4 separate regions of the Mus musculus genome follow, and regions 1, 2 and 3 are each linked to region 4. A link is a loop called in an ENCODE intact Hi-C map of the cell type or tissue named here. Cell type or tissue: heart. All regions are shown on one strand.

The links. Hi-C counts contacts between places; a loop is a spot of excess contacts. Peaks named below come from ENCODE experiments on the same cell type or tissue, not always from the same donor. Only the 100,000 strongest peaks of a DNase experiment are listed, where the experiment ranks them.
Region 1: a loop joins it to region 4, with 3 times the contacts of the local background. A loop is called at or near these places in 4 of 42 quality-filtered maps.
Region 2: it touches region 4 in a loop (2.5-fold over the local background); 7 of 42 quality-filtered maps call a loop at or near these places.
Region 3: it touches region 4 in a loop (2.1-fold over the local background); 3 of 42 quality-filtered maps call a loop at or near these places.

The regions. Positions count from the first base shown.
Region 1 is chr4:84,673,454-84,678,453 of GRCm38, reverse strand. It overlaps Bnc2 (basonuclin 2), which reads left to right and starts at 3,051. Exons shown (of 7, transcript NM_001369083.1): 1 at 3,051-3,479. The coding sequence starts at 3,477. In heart, a CTCF peak has its summit at 2,528; DNase peaks (open chromatin) are centred at 2,693 and 3,353; H3K4me3 peaks cover 2,743 bases; H3K27ac peaks cover 1,965 bases; H3K27me3 peaks cover 3,549 bases.
Region 2 is chr4:83,899,914-83,904,913 of GRCm38, reverse strand. No RefSeq gene overlaps it. Among named protein-coding and RNA genes, the nearest start is that of Gm11415, 14 kb to the right of the region's middle. In heart, no CTCF peak of the experiment used is centred here; a DNase peak (open chromatin) is centred at 2,643; H3K4me3 peaks cover 563 bases; H3K27ac peaks cover 278 bases.
Region 3 is chr4:84,015,913-84,020,912 of GRCm38, reverse strand. No RefSeq gene overlaps it. Among named protein-coding and RNA genes, the nearest start is that of 6030471H07Rik, 26 kb to the left of the region's middle. In heart, no CTCF peak of the experiment used is centred here; DNase peaks (open chromatin) are centred at 1,922, 2,652 and 4,922; H3K27ac peaks cover 998 bases.
Region 4 is chr4:83,791,725-83,796,724 of GRCm38, reverse strand. It overlaps Ccdc171 (coiled-coil domain containing 171), which reads right to left. Exons shown (of 26, transcript NM_001355378.1): 24 at 1,394-1,525. Among named protein-coding and RNA genes, the nearest start is that of Gm42309, 48 kb to the left of the region's middle. In heart, a CTCF peak has its summit at 2,271 (motif pointing left); no DNase peak of the experiment used is centred here.

The DNA.
Region 1 (5,000 bases), 880 kb before region 4:
AATAAAAAATAGTTTTGTCGCCGGGCATAGTGGCGCACGCCTTTGATCCCAGCACTCGGGAGGCAGAGGCAGGCAGATTTCTGAGTTCAAGGCCAGCCTGGTCTACAAAGTGAGTTCCAGGACAGCCAGGGCTACACAGAGAAACCCTGTCTTAAAATAACAAAAAACAAACAAACAAACAAACAAAAAATAGTTTTGTCCTCATGGCCCTTCTAGGAGGGCCTTGGGGACTGTTGGATGTCCCCAGTACGCACCCAGCGGATACCTGGGTACAATAGTGTCTCCTGTCTCCTTTCAAAGAATGGACTGTTTTGCCGTATTCCTATAGCACTTTGACACAATGGTGATAATGCTTCTGACATTCCTAGACCCATCCTTTGCCCTGACTAAGCTTATTCTTTAGCTGAAAAGTAGTAAGCATATAAGCAAAAACAAAACACAGCTTACACGAAGACAAGCACACAAAAGACAAAAGGAGAGGTAGAACGGATGGGGCAAGGAGGATTTTGCAGAGTAAACGAAGAGCTATCTTCTTTGACTCTTCAGGAGTAAAGTTGGAGATAAGGTGAAAGTGGGAAGAAAGGGACTCTGGACAGGGTAAGAGTTTAAGCAAAGAGAAGAGCCACCAAGGTCTAAGCCTAGAAAGCAGATGAGCAAATTAGAGCCAAAGAGAGTGGAGTCCAACAGAAGATTGAACAGCTGGATGGGGCACTGAGTCAGGTAGCTGCAAAGCATTAGGATATTGCAGGACACAGAGGACCCAAGGCTCTGGCCCTCCTCCTTCCTAATGCTTCAGCCCTCTAACACAGTGCCTGGTGGTGTGGTGACCCCCAACTACAAATTTATTTTTGTTGCTACTTCATACTTGTAATTTTGCTACCATTATGAATTGTAATGTAAATATCTGTGTTTTCTGGTAGTCCATAGGGTTCAAGACCCACAGGTTGAGGACCACTGACCTAAGTAAGATCTTGAGCCAGTTGTCAAAGTCACTGGAGACAAGACTATGGCTTCTGCCAATTCTGCCACCTTCTTAAAGGCTGCTCTTCAGTCCAGCCCAGACTCCATCTTTGTAATGACTGTTTAGAAAGGCAGGGGGACTTCGCTAGATACATCTGACCTCAGGTAGAGTGACTGCATGCTAACATCAAGAACAGTCAGTTCTGGAACCAATCAGAGGAATGTAAATTACAGGTTGCTTGATGTAGAAAAAAAAAGTAGCGTGGCACATGTAGGTGTGCAGCCAGAAACACACTGTGTGGATACAACTGTTTGGCAACTTGCTGGACTGTCACTTAAAAGCAGTTAAGTGTATGAATGGGTTTGTGTGGGTAATGACTCTGAAATTAGCTGCTAGCTTTTCCCAATCTTTTCGTGATGCAGGGAAACACACTGAAACTTGGCTTCTTTCTGGAAGCTGCTTGTGAGGCTCCTAGGACCTCAGAATGAACATTTGGTCACCATTATCTCTCGGGTAATCAGTTGCTACAGAATGACGTCATAGTTCTGCTTAGAGAACAAGAGAATATGCTCCACACCTTAATCAAATCATTTGACGATGAGCCTACTTTGATAACATGCATTTAAACATATTGGATAACGGTTAGATACCTAACCCGTAATTTGTCCCACAGCAACTGTCACTCATTAGAAAATTTAAGAGATAAACATGTGCCTAAAGTCTATAGTGTTTCCTGCATAGAATCGACAGATTCTGAAGTGACTACCAATCTGCTTTGCATGGGCCTAGGAGGAGTCAGGAATTTGAACCCAACTAGTACAAGGAACTGCAGGTGCTGGTGGCCCTAATGTTTAAAAAAAAAAGAAAAAAAAAAAAAGGCTGGATCCACGTGGATAAGCTAACTCACATTCTCAGGCCAGCTGTTGCTACTTGGGATCTAGTCAGCCATGGATCCTGAAAAAAAAATTAAGCTTAACCATTGTGAATATACATTAAACTTATGACGGTGTGTGTATGTGTGTGAGTGTGTCCTAAATTCCAAGTCTACATATTTTCGGAGGAATTTAATTCTGACCTCTGAATGAAATTATGAGGCTTCTCCCTCTGCTTGGGGAAAGAGAGAATGGAAGGAGGGACGAGTTACTCTTTTCAGGAAGAAACAGTAATCAAACCTGTTTTCAGCCAACCAAATCTTCCGCAGGATTCTCTGATTTCTTAGAGCTCAAGAGTGTGCTAGAAACCTGTGCTTTCCTCCCGAGACAGATAAGCAAAAAGTTTGCTCTAGCGATGATAAATCTGCACGAGGCGGAGACGGTTTTGGCACACGGTGTACATTAGAAAGATGAGGATGATTAAGTCTCCCCCCTCCCCCCCGAATCTTGCAGCCCGACTGTGTTTTGCTTCCATTTAAGAAGTGTCCTTCAACCGCTGGCGGCTGCGTGCCGAGCCTGCCGCCGGCAACCCGTGTCTTAAAGCAGGGCAACTCGGGTCGTCTGAGTGTCACCCCACACGTGTGACTGGTGTCCGTCGCGGGCGCCCGCTAGGGTGGCAGTCTCCTTCCTCTCCCCCGCCAGCTGCAGCTCCAGGCCCAGACCTAGAAGGGGAAGGAAGCCCTGGCCGCAAGCCGCCGTCTGGGCCGGCACCAAAGCCGCCGCTCCCAGAAACTTTTCGCCCCTAGCTGTGCGCAACTTTCTGCCCCGGGTCCCCGGGCGCGTCACGGTCCCCGGGCTTCCCCTGCCTTCACTCCGGCGCCGCCCAAGGCAGACCAGAGCCGGGCCGAGCAGACCGAGAGTGGGAGAAGCCCGGAGCGGAGGCGCTGCGCCGCAGTCGGAATAAAGTTCGCGCCCGGTGCTCGGCGGCGGCTCGCAGCCTTCCCTCTCCCCTCCCGGCTCCTCGCATTTTTCCCCCTTGTTGACAGCTGGGCGCTGGCCGCCACCTCCACTTCCACGCCCGCACCCCCCGGGGGGCGCCAAAGTTGTTTTTCCATCCACGGAAGAGGGGGTGTGTGTCTAGCGAGGTGGGGGTGGGGGAGGGCTAGACATCCTCCCCGAAGCCCCTAGAAAAGCTTGAGGACAACAACAAAACAGGCGGCGAACACCCTAGTCCGGACAGTTGCGCCGGGAGCAGAAACTTGTGCCGGCGCGGCCACCGGTCCCCCCCGCGCCGCCGCGCGCACCCCGCCTCGCCAGCAGCCCCCCTCCCGGACAGTCCGTTCCCTTTTTTTCTTTTCTCCCTCTGCCCGGGGAGGAGCGGGACAACTCGGAGCGCCGGCTCGAGGGAGCGAGCGCGACCCTGGGCGCGGGTGTAAATCAGTCACCTGAGCGCCGAGGGGCCGCGGCGAGGGCGCGCGCGGGCGGGTGGGGAGTGGCGCGGGCGGCGAGCGCGGCCCGGAGCGGCCGGGCGGGGGAGGGAGCAGGCCGAGCGGCGAGCTGAGGCGGCCGAGGGGCTGGTCCAGGCGCGGCCGCTAAGAGGAGACCAAGAGGCGGGGGCTGCACTTGACAACCAGCATGCCGAGATGGTAAGAAGTTTCCACCTCCTCTCCGCTTGCGTCTGCACTTGGTAGGGACAGACCCGGGCGGGACGCCCCGGGGCCGCGGCGGGCCGCGTTCTCCTCTAGCGCCGCGGCGTGAGGAGGCGGGCAGCCGGCGGCGCTCCCGAAATCCACCCCCCACTCCCCCAACTTGGCCCCAAGTTCTCGAGGCGGCTGCGGGAGGGCGAGCGGGCGGGCAGGCGGACGGGAGCGAGGGCTCCCCGCGCCTTAGGTGAGCGGCGGCCAGTCGGGGACTCTGGGGACCGGGGAGCCCTCGGGGAGGGCGCGGGACACGGGGACCCGGGATGCACGGGGCTGCCGGGACCCGCGGCAACTTTCCCAACTTGCCGGCCTGTTGAGAGCCCTGAGCGGCGGCTGGGCATGGGTGCCGGGGCGCGGCCCGCGGCCCGCGTGGGGACCGCAGCGATGCCCGCGCGGCTGCGGAGGACGCGGACGCGGCCAGTCAAATCCCGCTAGACAGACACGTGTGTGCTTTCCCGAAGTGCGGTTCTGAAGCAGCCGGCCCACTGCGCTTACACGCCGACTGGACGGTGGGATTTGAGACCTGAAAGGGGGGCAGAATTTAAAAACATATATATATATATACAGTAGTGGTGGAGCTCAGGACAAAACTAGACGGAATCTCCCGTGGGATGAGGCGAAGATTAAAACAAAACAAAACTTGTAAGTGCCAAGTGGTGGTGGAAAAGGGATGGCACAGCGCAGGGGGACTCCAGCCCAGTCCCTGGAAGGGACGGCTTCTCTGCAGCGAGGAAGCAGGCAATTAGTTCACCCAGTGATGAGCCTCACTGTCTGCTTTCGGGAAGTCATTTGTTAGAAATGGGGCTTGACCACTCTTTTTTTCTTGGAGTTCCCTACCACCCAGTGTCGCTGTTGTTAGCCCCACTTGGGGGCTCTGATACAAAGTGGGCCCTATGTACATGGGATGTATAAGAAACGGGGTGATAGCAGGTTGACATTTTTTTTTCCTCTTCCCTTCCCCCTGATGTGACATCTCTTGTTTCAGAGATCAAAGTCACAACTGGAATGTAGGAGATGGTACTGTCAAATGCAGACATACACACATACAAAATGCACCCAGGACTGCGGTTACAGTAATGCTGACAGAAATTAAAGAGGTTTTGAAAGCAGCGTGCGATTTATGATGCTTCCCATTTACCCTAGAGTCAAGCTGTTGTAAAACTGATGTACAAAAGACATCATAAAATAATCCTGTGTATCCAGGATTAAAGTGGCAGAAAGTGGCCTGTTTTATTAATTTTTATGTACTTCGTGAACATTTGTAGTTGTTGGATCCTGTGTTAATGGAGGGATCAAAACAAAGTATGAAATATATCTCCTTAGAGCTGGAGAGTTTCTTGTAACGGCATTTTACAGAACATTATTAAAGCCAGTTGCACGCCTTTTCTTCCCCTGGCTAGTATTACTATTTGTCTACAGATCTATTCCCATATACTAATCACTGAGCGGTGGCTGAGTCCATTTGTC
Region 2 (5,000 bases), 110 kb before region 4:
CTTTGAGTGTTCCTTTTTCATATCCTCTAGCTTCTCCCCAATATCCTCTCCCAGATAAAGAATCCTATAACCTTTCTTCACCATGAAAGGCCAGAAGCTTCCCTCCCATTACCACAGAGCTGGCTGTGGCTGTAACATTCTGCTCATTAATGGCTATAGCTCCCTGGCCAAAGTATCTTTCACTCAAAGAGGGCATCATGTTATGGCTGAAGGGAAAATGCCATAGAGCATTTATATTGTCTCAAAATTATACCCAGAGCTCATAGAAGGCAAATGGAGAAAGTCTGGAGTTTTAATATCACATCAAGAAAGTGGTCATAGAATATATGCAGTGGGGAGGCTGTATTCCTGGACTAAAACCTGTATGTTTTATAAGGGCACGAGACCCCAGGATTCTCTTTCCTCTAGATGTGTCAGAGTCTGAACCTCGCTGTGTCTGTCTTTCCTAGTGGCCATACTTCACACTTAGTCTCTACTGGAAGTTTGGAGTTTGAATAGCACATCAAGAAAGTGGTAATAGAATATTTACAGGAGGCAGGATAGCATTCGTCAGAATGGCATTAAGAGAAATATGTCTTGAAAATGTTAATCTGACAGCGGAGTGTAGAAAGTTTGAAAGGCAGGAGGCTAGAGAGAAATTTGGGATTTCACAAGGAATAAGTAATGATGGCCTGACTGCAGAGGCTGAGATAGTGGAGGAGAGCAGACAGAGGCACGAGGTAGCTTTCACAGCTCTGGAACAGGCTAAAGAAGAACACAATCCAGCCAAGATAAACCATGGAGCTTATTACTAGGAATCTAATGCGAGAGTCAGAAAGAGGAAACCCAGGTAGAAAAAAACAGGTACCTGAAGGATGACCATACACTGCATGAGCATCTAAGGTTGGAAGTGCTACTGGATCCGCCTGGTGGAGCCATTGCTCAGACTGTCGGAAACAGAGGTGCCAAGCTGAGAAAATCCAAGGACACAACTGTAAAAACCATGGTTGCATTCCTGGACTAAACCCTACATGATTTAAGGACTTAAGAGATCCCAGGACTCCCTCTTGCTCTTACTGGCTCATCCTCCACCCATGTATCCTAGTCCTACCAATCCTCAGTGGTCAGACAACAGGGAGACGGAGCACACTGGAGAATGTCTCAAAAATGAACAAGGAAAACCATGTTAAGCCATCACAGATAAATGACCATAAAGGACTAGGGGACTATTCAGCGAGCCAAAGTATTATGATCATATTCTGCAACCATTTGAGACAAAATTGTACCCATGAAAAGAGACTATATAATGGTCATAGAAGAGTGACTAGCAATCCCTAAAGAACACTTTGAAATAAAATTCATGTGTCATTTTATTATAATAAAATTTCAACAGAAAAAGTCCTTAAAGTTAAATAACAATCACCCCAAAGAAAACCAATTAGCAGAGAGGATCCTTTATGTCACAATAAGACAATAGAAAAGACAGCTTGATAATGAATCTGTAAGGTGAACTGAGCAATCAAAGATGTCACACAAGAGTGAAAACTAATGCATCAGTTGGATGTGCCCACCACACTCCCAGCAAAAGGAATGAAGAGTCATGAGTAGACTTGCTCTTATGAACCATCCACATCAAGAAGTAGGTCCTAAAACCCTCAGAACAGAATGGACAGCACGGTTGCATGGATGTTGTGTCCATGGCAACAAAATGAAGAGTGGGAGCCACACAAGAAACACCAAGATGTAATGCCAGAGCTGAGAAAAGCCCTAGTGAGCTAGAACCAAATGTTGTCCTAGGTTTGCCTTGGCCTTCGGGAAAATACTTCCAACATGTGGAAACCAAATGGATCTGATGCCACCAGATGGAACCAATGGTGTGACAGAGAAAGGGCGTCCTTTCCCCTCTCACCTCTTCAGGCCCCACAGGAAAGGAATAAATACTGGTCCATGGAGGACAAGGATCTGGGTTGTGACGGTGTCCGTATGTGAGAGATGGAGAACAGTCCTTGAGAAGAGCAAAGACAACCTTCGTGCAATCAGGAGATGTAATTCTCCCTCCCACCCCCAAAGCAGCAACACTGAGTCTTAGCTGAGTTATTTGTTCTCTGTGCTGGTTCCCCCAGCTTGTCCAGCCTCTGGATTAGCTGTCAGCTCCTGCACACTGAGGCCTGTCATTCTGTCACTGTACCTGGTACCTGACCAGCCCTGGCACTCAACAGGTGTTAAGTACTGGCTGACCGTGACTCCTATAAAATGGAATGTTTTGCTCCTCTGCTAAGTATTTACAGTCCTCTCCATTATTGGAAGAAGATACGTAAGAGGTCTCTGTTGTCACTCCTAAAAACAGAGAAGCCCATTTATTTCCTGTCATTCTACTTCAAAAATATGACTAATAAGTTCATATGGATCATTAAAACTTCATGTCTAAGAGAATTATGCTGCAAACATCTAAAGCAGGATGTTCATAGCACTACGCCCCCTCAGGTTGCGCCTTTCCTTTCTGTTCCCAGGACTGTCTTCCAGAAATTGTTCCTCAATGTCACTGTGAGAATTTTTCTCTCCCTGTCACATTTATAGCACTTTGGCACTCACTATGAGGACTTCATCAGATTCTGGCTCTGTGTCTTAGCACTGAAGCCCCGTGTGACATTGCCTGGGAATAACTCACTTCCGCAATTGTTTCCCAGGCATCCGGCAGCCCCATCCTCTTGCCACTAATATAATCTAGTTCCACTTCAGAATATCGACACCAGTGTGCACGGTTCTATTTTTGGATTTATTTCCATACCAAGAACTAATCTCCAACTCTCTCGAACCAGCAGGGGATCCTACAAGTCAAGTCAATTCTGAGACCGACTCCCTGGATGAGTGTCAGATGACAGAATACGCACGTACTCACTGTCTTCAGCTCAGATGTCAATCACAAGTCCAGGGTCGCTTCCACTTGCTTCTGAGCAGTTATGTATAAATCAGGGTGCCCACGAGCCCTCTTCTGTGCTGGGTGATTTGTAAAAGCCCTCACAGAATGAGAAACGGTGTGTTTCCTGTTGCCACTTTGTTATGAATGACATGGCCACAGAGCAGCTGAATGAAGATATACAGGAATGGAGGAAGTGTGCAAAGTGACCAAGTTCACATGCCCCTCTGGGTGGTCCACCCTCAGAAAATCAAGGTAAGGACCAGACGTCCAGCAACCTGGAAGTTAGCTAATTAGTAAAACTCAGGTTTTACAGATTCCACCTAAACAGGATTGATGGAGTCACTGGTTGCTGAGAATTAGCTCAGTCTCAAGCCCCTTTCCCTTCCCTGAGACTGGAGATGGGGGGCTGAAAGTTTCAACCAAAATAATCACAGGTTGGATACTCTGGCTACCAGATCCATCTTGGGGGTGTTTAAGGGGCCACCAAGTGAGTCCCCTCATTATGTACAACCACACAGGGACCTAAGAGGGATGACACAGAGACAGCAAGTTGCTCCTCCTCTCACTTATGGAGCTGGCGGGAAACAGCCAATATCTATTTCTTAACTCACACCACAGCCATCCTTATTTTAGGTCTACATCGTGTGTGGCAAGCACCCCCTAAAGCAGTGGTCTCAACTTGTGGGTTGCGACCCCCTCAGGGGTTGCATATCAGATATTTACACTATAATTCATAACAGTACCAAAATTACAGTTATGAAGTAACAACAAAGTGATTTTATGGTTGGAGGGGGGGGCGGTTACCACAACATGAGGAACTGTATGTAAGGGTCTCAGCTTTAGGAAGGTTGAGAGCTAAGAGGAATCCATACACTTAAGAGGCTCGCTTGAATGCTTCAGCTGAGAAGGGGGTGCCTCAGATAGCTTGTGTTACTGACCTCCTGACAAGGGCTTAAGTCTTAGCTCCTCCCTTTGTCTTCTTCTTCTAATCTGGAACCCACAGAGACACTCCAGCTCCTCTGCACCCCATTTACACCCAGCCCAGTTTACTGTTTACTGGACTGCTCAAAGCAGATGCCACTGTGGGGCTAAGAATGGACTAGAACTCCTGTCTCCTGAGAGTCTCCTTTTTTGGCCCAGCACCCCAGAGTCCTAAGTGCGAGTGAATTAAATATCTGAGGAAATCCTTCCTCTTCCTCTCCCTAGCTTAAGCAAAGAGAATTCTCCATCTGACTTGTTGTAGCTCTTGAACTTTTAGATTAAACTTTAGGAACAAAGCTAGAATCAATAGTGGCTCGTACTGTCCTGATTTATCCTTTGTTTACGTTCCCTTCAAAGACTGCAAAGGAAAGAGCTAGAGACTAAGGCAGACTGAATTGTGTGCCCTAAAGCTTACCCATCTATACACACCTATACAGTGTATGTTTGAGAGGGGGGGATAGGGAGGGAGGGGAAAGAAGGAAGGAAGGAAGGAAGGAAGGAAGGAAGGAAGGAAGGAAGGAAGGAAGAAAGGAAGGGTGGGTGTAAGTGTGAGACAGAGGGTAAGAAGAGAAAGAGTGTGTGAGAGAGTGTGTATATGTGCATGTGTGTGAGAGAGAAAGGGAAGAAGGAAGGAAGGAAGGAAGAAAGGAAGGAAGAAGGGAGGGAGGGAAGGAGGGAGGAAGGAAGGAAGCATGTGTGTATATGTGTGTGTGTGTGTGTGTGTAAGAGAGAGAGAGAGAGAGAGAGAGAGAGAGAGAGAGAGAATATGAGTGAGCATGTGAACCTTATCATTTGCTACAGTTCTCATGTGAAAGGTAGAAGACAGGCTTGGCTATTGGTCCTTGACTTACACCTTGTCTGAAATGGGATTTCATCCATGATGCATGTACTAGACTAACTGGCCCTCAAGATTCTGGAAATTAACCTGTCTCTGCCTCCTCTCCCACCACAGAAGATCTGGGATTAGAGATAGAGATAGAGATAGAGATAGAGATAGAGATAGAGATAGAGATAGAGATAGAGATAGAGATAGAGATAGAGATAGAGATAGAGATAGAGATAGAGATACAGGTTACTGCATCTGGCTTTTACATGAACTCTGGGGACCCAATCTCCAGTT
Region 3 (5,000 bases), 220 kb before region 4:
GAGACTGAAAGATGTAGTTAGCTGGGTGGGAAGGCCACTCCTGGGAGGCCGCATTCTGTGCTGGAAGCCAGCTCCACCCCTGACTGATATTTCAACAATTCCAGAAGGAGCATTTGAAAGACCTTCTGCCAAAGGACTACTACTGTTCTGTACACTGTACACAGCTTTTGCTCAGTCACATCAGGGGTTCTTTACAGAGTCACAGAGGTTAATGACTGAGGAGAGGAAAAAGCCTCACTAAATCCTCGGGACACCTGAGAACCTAGCACTAGTGTTTGGTCCTTTGAAACAAACACACCCTCAAAAAAAAGGACAAGGGATAGAAGGTATTGGGTTTTCTTGTTTTCTTGCAAAGATCTTTCACTCACTTTGAAGTTCAGCAGCCTCAAGCATTGCCTCTATTTTGTGACCTTGGGCAAGTTGCTTCTCTGAACCAAACCTTAAAGATGGAACTTTTCTTACTTGCTTGCTTTAAGAATTGTGTGTGTGGCGGGGGAACCACAAAGCATCAACACAGTGCCTAGAAGCACAGTGATAAGTATGCTCACAGAATCTGAGGAGCATCTCTTGGTTGCATGCCTTGAAGCTGCAGGCTAGGAGAGTATTTTGTTTTTATTCGCCATGAAGGAGAAGGGACACAAATGTGCACTGTTTTGGGACTTTGGTGCAGTTTCACCTCTTCTCTGCTTACCTGATATCTCATCTCGTCACAAGGTGATTCCTACGAGGGAAGTCGGGGGTTGGAAGTCAGCAGTTCACTTTTTCAGAGCATCCAGGTCCCCTTGGGTGGGCTCTGCTATCCCTAGCAAGCAGACCCCGCCTTACTTGGCTCCTGCAATCCACAAAGTGGTATGGCTGGCGGCCATGGGAGAGTTCTTTTTCTAAAGTATGTTTTCTCTATAAACACAATCATAAAATGAAAGCCAAGTGTCAGTAATGGCCGGTTGCACCCAGCCCAGCCCAGAGGTCAATGTGGAGGAGGAGAGGCCCTGTGTCCCACCGTGTTGTCAGGATGCACAGACCCTTCCTTCCCCAGATTCACTTGGCTGGAAGAGTTTCAAGAGGGTCAAGGGAGAAAAGGCTTTAGGAAGGAAAAACAGAAGGAGGAGGAAGATGAGGAGGAGGCGGCAGTGCTGGCTAAGGGGCGGCTATGCTTAGCTGCTCCCTCTCCAGGCTCCTCTGCTAGACTCAGAAAAATAATACTCCTTCCACCGACTTGTCATTTGACCCATAAATTGCAGTACAGGGGTGCTTAAGACTCCCCCTGGGGCTTTATCTGTGCACTTCCGGTTCTAAAGCAGAGTTCCTGACCACGGACATGGCCACACCATCACAGAGCCTGCCGTGGGATGAACTGGATCCGTGGGATCCCTGAGCTCTGCAGCCATGGGCAGGAGTGATGGGAGGCTCTCTCTCCCTCTGACTGCATTCCCATGGATGGGATCAAGTGGAGTTTTGGAAGGATGATTGTTGGCAACTCAAGCCCTGGCTCCTTGAAGGCACAAAGTGGAATGGAGTCACCTCTGTGAGTCAGAAGACAAGAGCCTGCGGGCTTAAGTGGTAGAAGCCCTCTGGTCCCAGAGCCCTGTGGCTATGGAATTCCCTCTCTGACACCCCTAGCATTTTGGTCTGTCTGTTCTTCCCTCCCCATGCCTACCACCATGGGAGCTAAGCTCTTACTCAAATACTTGATGAATACCACTGGTTCTAGCTACATTTCGTGGTCCATGTCTCTTTTGGACCTGCTTTTAAAAATTGGTTCTTCAAGGAGGGTGGAGGGCAGGGGAGGACATCCAGAGGTGTGACAGGCAGAGCTGGCTCTGAATCCTTCCAGATGCACTGTGGTCTCTTCAGAAGGAAAACTTAAGGCTCACAGCTGCATTGCTACAAGCGTGGGGATGAAGCCGCCGAGGGCCTCCACATATTTTCCTTGGCTCCTGCACAAGCCGTTGACATCATTTCAGACTGCACCATTCAGCCACTGCTGTTTAGAACTTGTGGCCGAGTGGGGCTACGTTCCAGAATCTGGGGAAGGTTCTGATTGCAAATTGGGTGGTGGTGGTGGTGATGGTGGTGGTGTGGAGGTGGTCCCACCAAGTTTGTAAAAACAAACAAAGATTCACTGAACCGTGCCCTTCCTCCACTGGGATGACGAGCGAGGTGAACTCTGCCCGCTGCCAGCCCACTCCTGTAATGCACAGGGATCTAGGCTGGAGCAGCAGAGCCTTTGTTCTGGTTCTAAGAAAGGGAGAAGTGACAAATAACTGCTGTGGGTATGAAAACCAGAGGTTCCAGTAGCAAATTCTGTCACATCCTCCCAAATACCACTTGGGCCTGGGCCACTCTGGGCCCATCTACCTTTCCCTGCAAATTCCACATTTCAGGAAAACCCTGTTAACAGTTCCCAGAGGCCCCAGAAAAGGAAATGGCAAGAGTCAGATGTGTAAATATTAGGAAACTGGGCATGTAGGTGGGTGGGTGCGTGCTGTGTGAGAGGATTAATGGCGTCAGGCGCCAGCCAGCTCCTCTACATGGGACTCCTGTGAGGGAGAGTCTCTTAGAGTCAAGTTCTCACAGCTCCACAAAGCCCTCCATTCTGGACCCAAGTACAGCTGGGAAGAATTTCAAAAGTGCAGGCGAGCTTAAGGAAGATTAGGGAGAGCCAGAGGAGAGTGCCTCTGATTTCCGCGGACGATGTCACTGTGGTGTCCAGGATGTGAGACTCCCTGTCTCCCACCAGGGACAAGGGGGCTTACTGTGACTTCCCAGCCTCTAAGGCTGCCAGGGCTGACTCGGAATCCCAGAAGAGTCGCTGTACTTCCACAGCTTCCACTGATGACTTCTGTGGGTCAGAAATGAAGCACGGTCTTCTTTCCCCTGCCTCTCACAGTACAACTGCCAATGTCTGTGGTGTAAATACTCCCGTTGGGGCCAATTTTAGGTTGCCAAAATATTTGGGGACAATTTTTCATCATTCACTTAGAGTTCTTCACATCTTGCGAGCAGAGGGACTGACAGCTACTATTCTGGATTGGTTTTCAAAGTCCCTCTCCACCCCCAGCCCACATTTAAGGCAGAAAATATAGACCCCAGGTCTCCAGAAGGTGGCAAGTATACACACTAGGAGAAATTGCTCCTTGTGCAGGACTACCCCAGGAGAGCTGTTGATCAAATCCCCTTCATTAACTCTGTGTGAAAGAGAAATACGCCTTCCTCACCATGAGACAATGAGACTTAGGTTTGCTGGTGCTTGCTGGTATTGCTTACCCTGGCTAATACAGGTAGCCACCACAATTCTCTGCACTTAGAGATAAGGAAGTTGAGGTTTGCAGGCTCATGGATTAGGTAAGATTGCTGGTAAATGGAAGAGCCAAAATCTATATCCAGTTCCATCCTTCTCCAAAGCCTGTCTGTAAGCTTTGATGGCTTCCCATGACAGAGGCCAGGGTAGCAAGGGGTCTGAGGGCTGCTGGTTTCCCAGGAAGGGAAACCGATCTCCCTGCCAAAGAAGGCCTGTTCTGTGGTGTGTACCACATTCTCAGGGTAGTCTGGGCTGAAATCTGTCCATCTGCTGCTCCCTGGGAGATGGCTTCATTGTGTACAAGCTGCTACTGTTCAGGGCAGAGCAGGGATTCTCTGAAGAACTCTATCCTGACAATGACTATGCACCCAGGACAGCTGGGGGACTAAGCCAGGTCCTATGACAATGAAACACTCACCACAAGGGGACTGTGTGTTTGTGACAATTTGGTAGCCACTCATCACTGGGAAACTGCTGTAGCCACATCCCTAGTCAGCTGGGAACCGCCAGGGTGCACAGCCAGGAGGGGTCGCCAGGAAGCAGCCGCCCAGCTTTGACTTCCCTGAAGGTCCCAGGTAGCTTACATAAATCACCTTTTAAGCATCTCTGCTGCACCTGCTGCAGACATACAGCTGCAGTTACAACTGCTTGCATGACTGTCTTAGAGACTGACACAGGATTTGTGTTCTGATTTCTGGATGTGTTTTTAAAGGAAAACTCCGACAAAAGTATTTGAACAAGGCCACGTTTGGTTTGACATTTAATGAATCACCCGTGTTGAAAAGGGAGAAAGTACATGGATTCGGGAATGCCTTGGAAAACACCAACCATGGAAACACTGCAGGGTGATAAAAGGAAGCTCGGGAGGTGGAAGGGATGTCTGTCCTATTAGATGCTGCCTGTCCTGGCACTGAAGGAGGGAAATGTTCAGGAGGCAGCTCTGAAGTGTCTGACTTCACCGGCGAGGTTCTCTGAGCTGTTACTGTAATCCACACCACTTTTCTGGAAAAGAACCCAATGAGGTTAGGGCAGGTGAGGGTGCTCATGTTTAAAATCCTAGCATTCAAAAGGCTGGGGCAGGAGGTTGGTGAGTTTGAGGCCAGCCTACATAGGAAAATCCTCATGTGGGTGTGTTTGTGTGTGTGTGTGTGTGTGTGTGTGAGCGCACATGTATATGTGTATATATATATATATATATATATATATATATATATATATATATGGAGAGAGAGAGAGAGATACAAAGTACAAAAGAGAAAGATTATCCTCCACACGAGCACACTAGATCAGGATTGTGTAGAAAATGCCTGATGAATTCTTCCCCAGAATGTTTGTGAGACAGGCTCACTGCTCAGTCATGGGTCTAGATGACCACCCTCTGAGCCTGTGCTCTGTGTCTCTCATCCTGACCTTCTAGAGGAACAGAGCCTTGGCTTTGCCTCTGGTCCTCTTGGCATGGGTATTCCTCCCCACCACCCACCTGGTAGGTCACTGCTGTTCACAGCTACTTCCAGGCTCCCAGAGGTTCTGACGCAGACTGGAGAGCTCAGCCGAGGTGTGACTAGATGGACATAAAATAAGTAGCTATGAGGCTGAGAGCCTGACTGCTGAGCTCTGGAAAATACAGGCTTCACAGACCATTTCTCTCTCTCTCTGGGTCCTGCCCAGCTCCTCCCAAGCCTTGGCACTCCACCATCCA
Region 4 (5,000 bases):
TCACAACCACAGAGAATTCATGTTTTCATCCCCCAAAGTATTACTATTACTATTATTAGTATTCTAAGTTTCCTTCTAAACCAACAAAATCTAGTTTGGGGAAAATCTTTATTCGTGAATTTTGATAAGAGGCAACCCTTGGAAGAACAAATCTAGGACACCAAATAAAGGATTCTTTTACACTTATTCGAAAAATCTCAAATCATATTGTATTCATATCTGTAATAAATTGATGAATACTGATAATCAAATTTAAAACACATTTAATCGTGTAAATAACGGTAAAGCCTATAAAAGAAAATAAAAATGTTTGATGCCTAGTTATATAAATATATTCTAGATTTTTTTTAAAAAGTTATAAACATTTTTTGCAGAGCATAACAGAGGCTCTAATAACAGGATAAATTAGGGTGTAGAATATTGAAAAGTTAATACAGATCATGAACTAACACTTATTTTATACAAAATTAAGATTCCACATGGTCATAAACTAAAGAAAGAAAAAGATTATTTTAAGCTATTAAATATTAAAAGCGAGTTTTTAAAAAAACATTTCCTTTTGAATATATTGGGCGATCGAGAGAACTGTTAAATGAGGACAGTCTTTTATGAAATCAGGCTTTCTGTAATTCCATAGTGCTGATGATTTTTTTAAATGGAGGCTTTGGGCACTAAGAGAAAGATAAAGTATTTGCTGAATTTTGTATTTTCCAATTTACAATGTAATATGAACTTTAAGAAAATATGATCACAGAATGCAGTCGTGCTAGAACAGGATAGCTACAACATTTGAAAATGAATCCTTCTGAAAATAACTTCCTGAATTACTCTTAAAGTTATTCAAGGTTTCATAAGTTGATGTTTTGAGCTTTAAAATGAAATGGCCCTGTTTACACACTGTAGTACAATGCTCTATGAAACTTAAGTATTAAAAGGTAAAAGGACTCTTTAATACAAAATACAGTTGGACTTTAGGTTTTTCTAAAATTAAAATGTGGATTTTTTTGGAATTAACGTGAAAATTTTTCAGATATCTCCTTTAAAACTCTATATGTAAAGGGACTTATTTTAAAACAACAAACACAACAGATAGATTTGGCTTGAAAAGATAACAGCCTAATGTCTTACCAGCTTCCACTGAGAGGAAAGTGGGTCTTTTAATATTGGACTTTGACATAAACACATACTTTTCTTTGTAAAATGCTTTTCTGCATTATTTTAATTGGCTAGTCCTGGCTTTGAAGAAACGTGTTTTTATGCTACGTGATAGAAAGCATTTATTTGCATCTCATCTAAATTATTCACAATACTCCAAGGCTTCCATTCTCTCCCAGTTAGTACAATTTATTTTTCTACACATTTCAGTGGCAAGCAATGTTATTTAGGCTCTAACCTGGCATGCCACCACCTCTGGCCCACCCTGGAGCCCCTCCATTGCAAAGGTCTCCAGGTGCAGTTTGGGTAGCTGCAGGGTGAAGTCATTCCTAGTTGCTGCAGTCCGTGACAGTGAGATCTGATCTCTGACCTAAAGGGGGGAAAAAAAACAGCATCAATGGTAATTCCCCTTCAGACACATTAACTGGGATGAACTGGGTCCCCTTGAGCCCACTGAGTGGACTTGCATTGATCGCTGGACCTGAAATCCATGAATAAATTTAGGACTAATTGATTTTTCGTTGCAAATAAATCTCTAATTCAGAGTGCTGGGGGAGAATGTTAAGAAGAAAAAGCATCCTCCTGCTTGAAATGAAGAGGGGAGACGAGGCACAGAAGCCTTCTGATCAAGGCGCTTTGAATTATTCCTTCACAGCTCCACTCGGAAAATGGGGGGGGTGGGGGGGGACACAAAATCAAAAGCAAGCTGCAATCCCCTATTATCACTCTCTTAAAAGCGTGTTTAACTGACATTAGATCATGCATGTTGTACATGATAGTTACTAGGGACTGGGTTTTGAAAAGAAACTTCACTAGCACAGACTCTGGAATAAGAACAAATACACTCAACACAAAAGGGGACTTCAAAATACACAAGTACAGGGTTTGCTCGGCCTGCTCGGTGTTCCAAAACTGTAGGACTTAATTAAACTTAAGCCTGAGCAATAAACTCATGGAAACCGGCTTGGTCACAAAACCTCTAAATAAGATAACGGAAATAAAATCAGTAGCATTTGTACTAGAGTTTAAGTATTCAGAAAGGTAAGGACACAAGCTTGTACAGACGGAGTTCTAATTCCAAGCTCCTGTGGGCAGTTGATATCACACTGCCACCTTCTGGACAAATCAGCACACGCACAGCAAATACAAAGAAACTCCAGCACTTAGTCTTAGGAATTCTGTACTCAGGTTTGCATTTGAGATAAAGTTCTCGCTTTTCATCAGTCAGCTGAGTAAGAAGAGTTTACTTTTTTTTTAATATAATTTTATTTGTAATTCTTTTTTTTACACTCCATATTCCATTCCCCGCCCCTCCCCGCCCACTTTCCAACTGTTCCACATCCCACACCTCCTCCCCACCACACCCTGTCTCCACATGGATGCCCCCACCCCCACCCCATCTAACCTCTAAACTCCCTGGGGCCTCCAGTCTCTTGAGGGTTAGGTGCCTCATCTCTGAATGAACACAGACCTGGCAGGCCTCTACTGTGTGTGTGTTGGGGGCCTCATATCGGTTCCAGATTAATCAAGACTGCTGGTCTTCCTACAGGATCGCCCTTCTCCTCAAATTCTTTAAGTCCTCCCTAATTCAACAACAGGGGTCAGCTGCTTCTCTATTTCTCTTTCAGCTGCTTGTTGGGTGTTTCAGAGGCCAGTCATGATAGATCTATTTTTGTGAGCTCTCCATAGCCTCAGTAATAGTGTCAGGCCTTGGGACCTCCCCTTGAGCTGGATCCCACTTTGGGCCTGTCACTGGACCTTCTTTTCCCCAGGCTCCTCTCCATTTTTATACAGAAACATTTTCTAACATTTCGTGGGTTTCGGTAGGTTTTTAAATCTTTTTTTTTTTTTTTTTTTTTTTTTTTTTTTGCTATCATATATTTAACAAATACTATAAAACTACCTTACACCGTTTTGGGATTTGGCTCAGTGATTAAAGAGCTAACCATGCAAGCATAAGAGCCTGAGTTTAGGTCCCCAGCACCTGTTCCAAAACTAGGCACATGCTGGAGGTGGGAACGGTGGAGTCCTGGGAGTCTCTGGCCACTCAGTTCAACCAATCCAGAGCTCTGAGTTCAGTGAGAGATTCCAACCCAGAAAGTGCAGGGGTTTTTTTTTTGGGGGGGGGGCAAAAGAAGATGCTAATTTCACCCTCTGGCTTCTAGGCCCCTGTGCAAACACATGTGCACATGCAAACACACAGAGATCTCTTTCACACACACAAACATACAAAGATCATACACACACATACACACAGAATCTAACAGCCACATGACAGAGTTTTTATGAAGAAGCACAGAAGCACACATCAAGAATGGTGTTGAGTATATAAAATAAGACTAACCGTCAAATGAATCCACTTATATGTCTTGTTCTATGGAACATCCCAGCTCTAACACTGTAACTCAGCCCTGTAATCCCAGCACACGCATGCTGAGGCATGAAGTCACAGGTGCCAGGCCAGCCTGGGATACACAGCAAGTTGAAGATCAACCTGGACTATACAGCTAGACCCTGGCTCAATCAGTTGATCAATCAATCAGTCAATCATTCAGTTAGTCAGCGAAATAAATAAACTGTCTCTTTTTCTATTCTACTTGGGCAACCTGTAAAACTATTGGAAATATTTACTACTATACAAAATCAGTTAGATGTAAAACACAGACATCTCACGGATTGTCATATACTGTAGGGTTTTTTTCTTAAGCCAGCAAACACCCATAAACAAAGACATCTTAAATTGTTCGTGCTGATATATGGGTGTAAGTACAAGTCCCTGTCTTCGCAGGCTAGTCCTGAGTTTTCCTATTAGGCAGTGACCGTGAGAGGAAGTGCAGCAAACATGGCCGGGAATGTCTCACAGAAGCGTGGGCACTTCGTGCTCCCTGCAGATCTCATTCATGGTGTGTGCTGTATTTCTAACAGTAGTTTCCAGTCTTCTGTTGGGATGAAAACTCAACTGCACAAAGTAAACTATATTTTACAAGTAGCACTGCTTCCAGCTGTAACTTTCTTGGGTATGTGTACCTTCCTCCTTCCTTTTCTGTCACCAGTGATCGCTCAGATAAAAGAAAACATTAATGTGGATTAAGGTACTGAGAATTTATCAACATCAAACCACTGGTGTTTTGCCTTCTACCCTTCTGAACCATAGTCAATAGATCTAAATATTTTACTGCACCCTGGCCAATTCATTGTTTGATGTTTAAAAACTCACCCAGAATCAAAGAAAATTTATTAAATTTGAGCCCCCAAATGAGATACTATTAGCTTTGAAAGTCAGGTTTAACTGTGGTATTGATGATTCTCTTTTTTCTGTGACAAAATGCACTAGGGGATTCCTGGATGTCAAAGTACAAAAGCAGATTGCTAATGTGGGCATGGAGGGGGGACAGTTCCATGTAGGTGCAACTCACGACAGTGCCAGCACAGGGACATCTTTAACTCAAGGGGCACTGAGTACCAGCCTGCCCCCAGGAGGCCTGGCATACAGTGAGCAGAGGGCCACATCCCACATTCGCTAATAAAGCCTTTGAGTGTTTGAAACTTGAGCACTTTCAGGCCCGCAGGCAGTTTGTCCTTTAGAGCCTCGGCCCCACTAATCCTGACGCTGTGCAAGCACTCTGCTAGCGTGCTTCGCTTGACTTGCACGTGAAATACTTATAATTCGTTAAAAGTTGAAAGTTTCCGGTGCCACCGAGATACAGTGGCCCGGGACAAATCACAGACACTGCATCGCAAGTAGCTCCCCTACAATTCTGGAAGATTCCCCCACTTTTAAACTATACTGAAACTTGGAAAGGTCTCTAAAAATGTTCTTCAAATGGCTATAGAAAGTTTTTAGA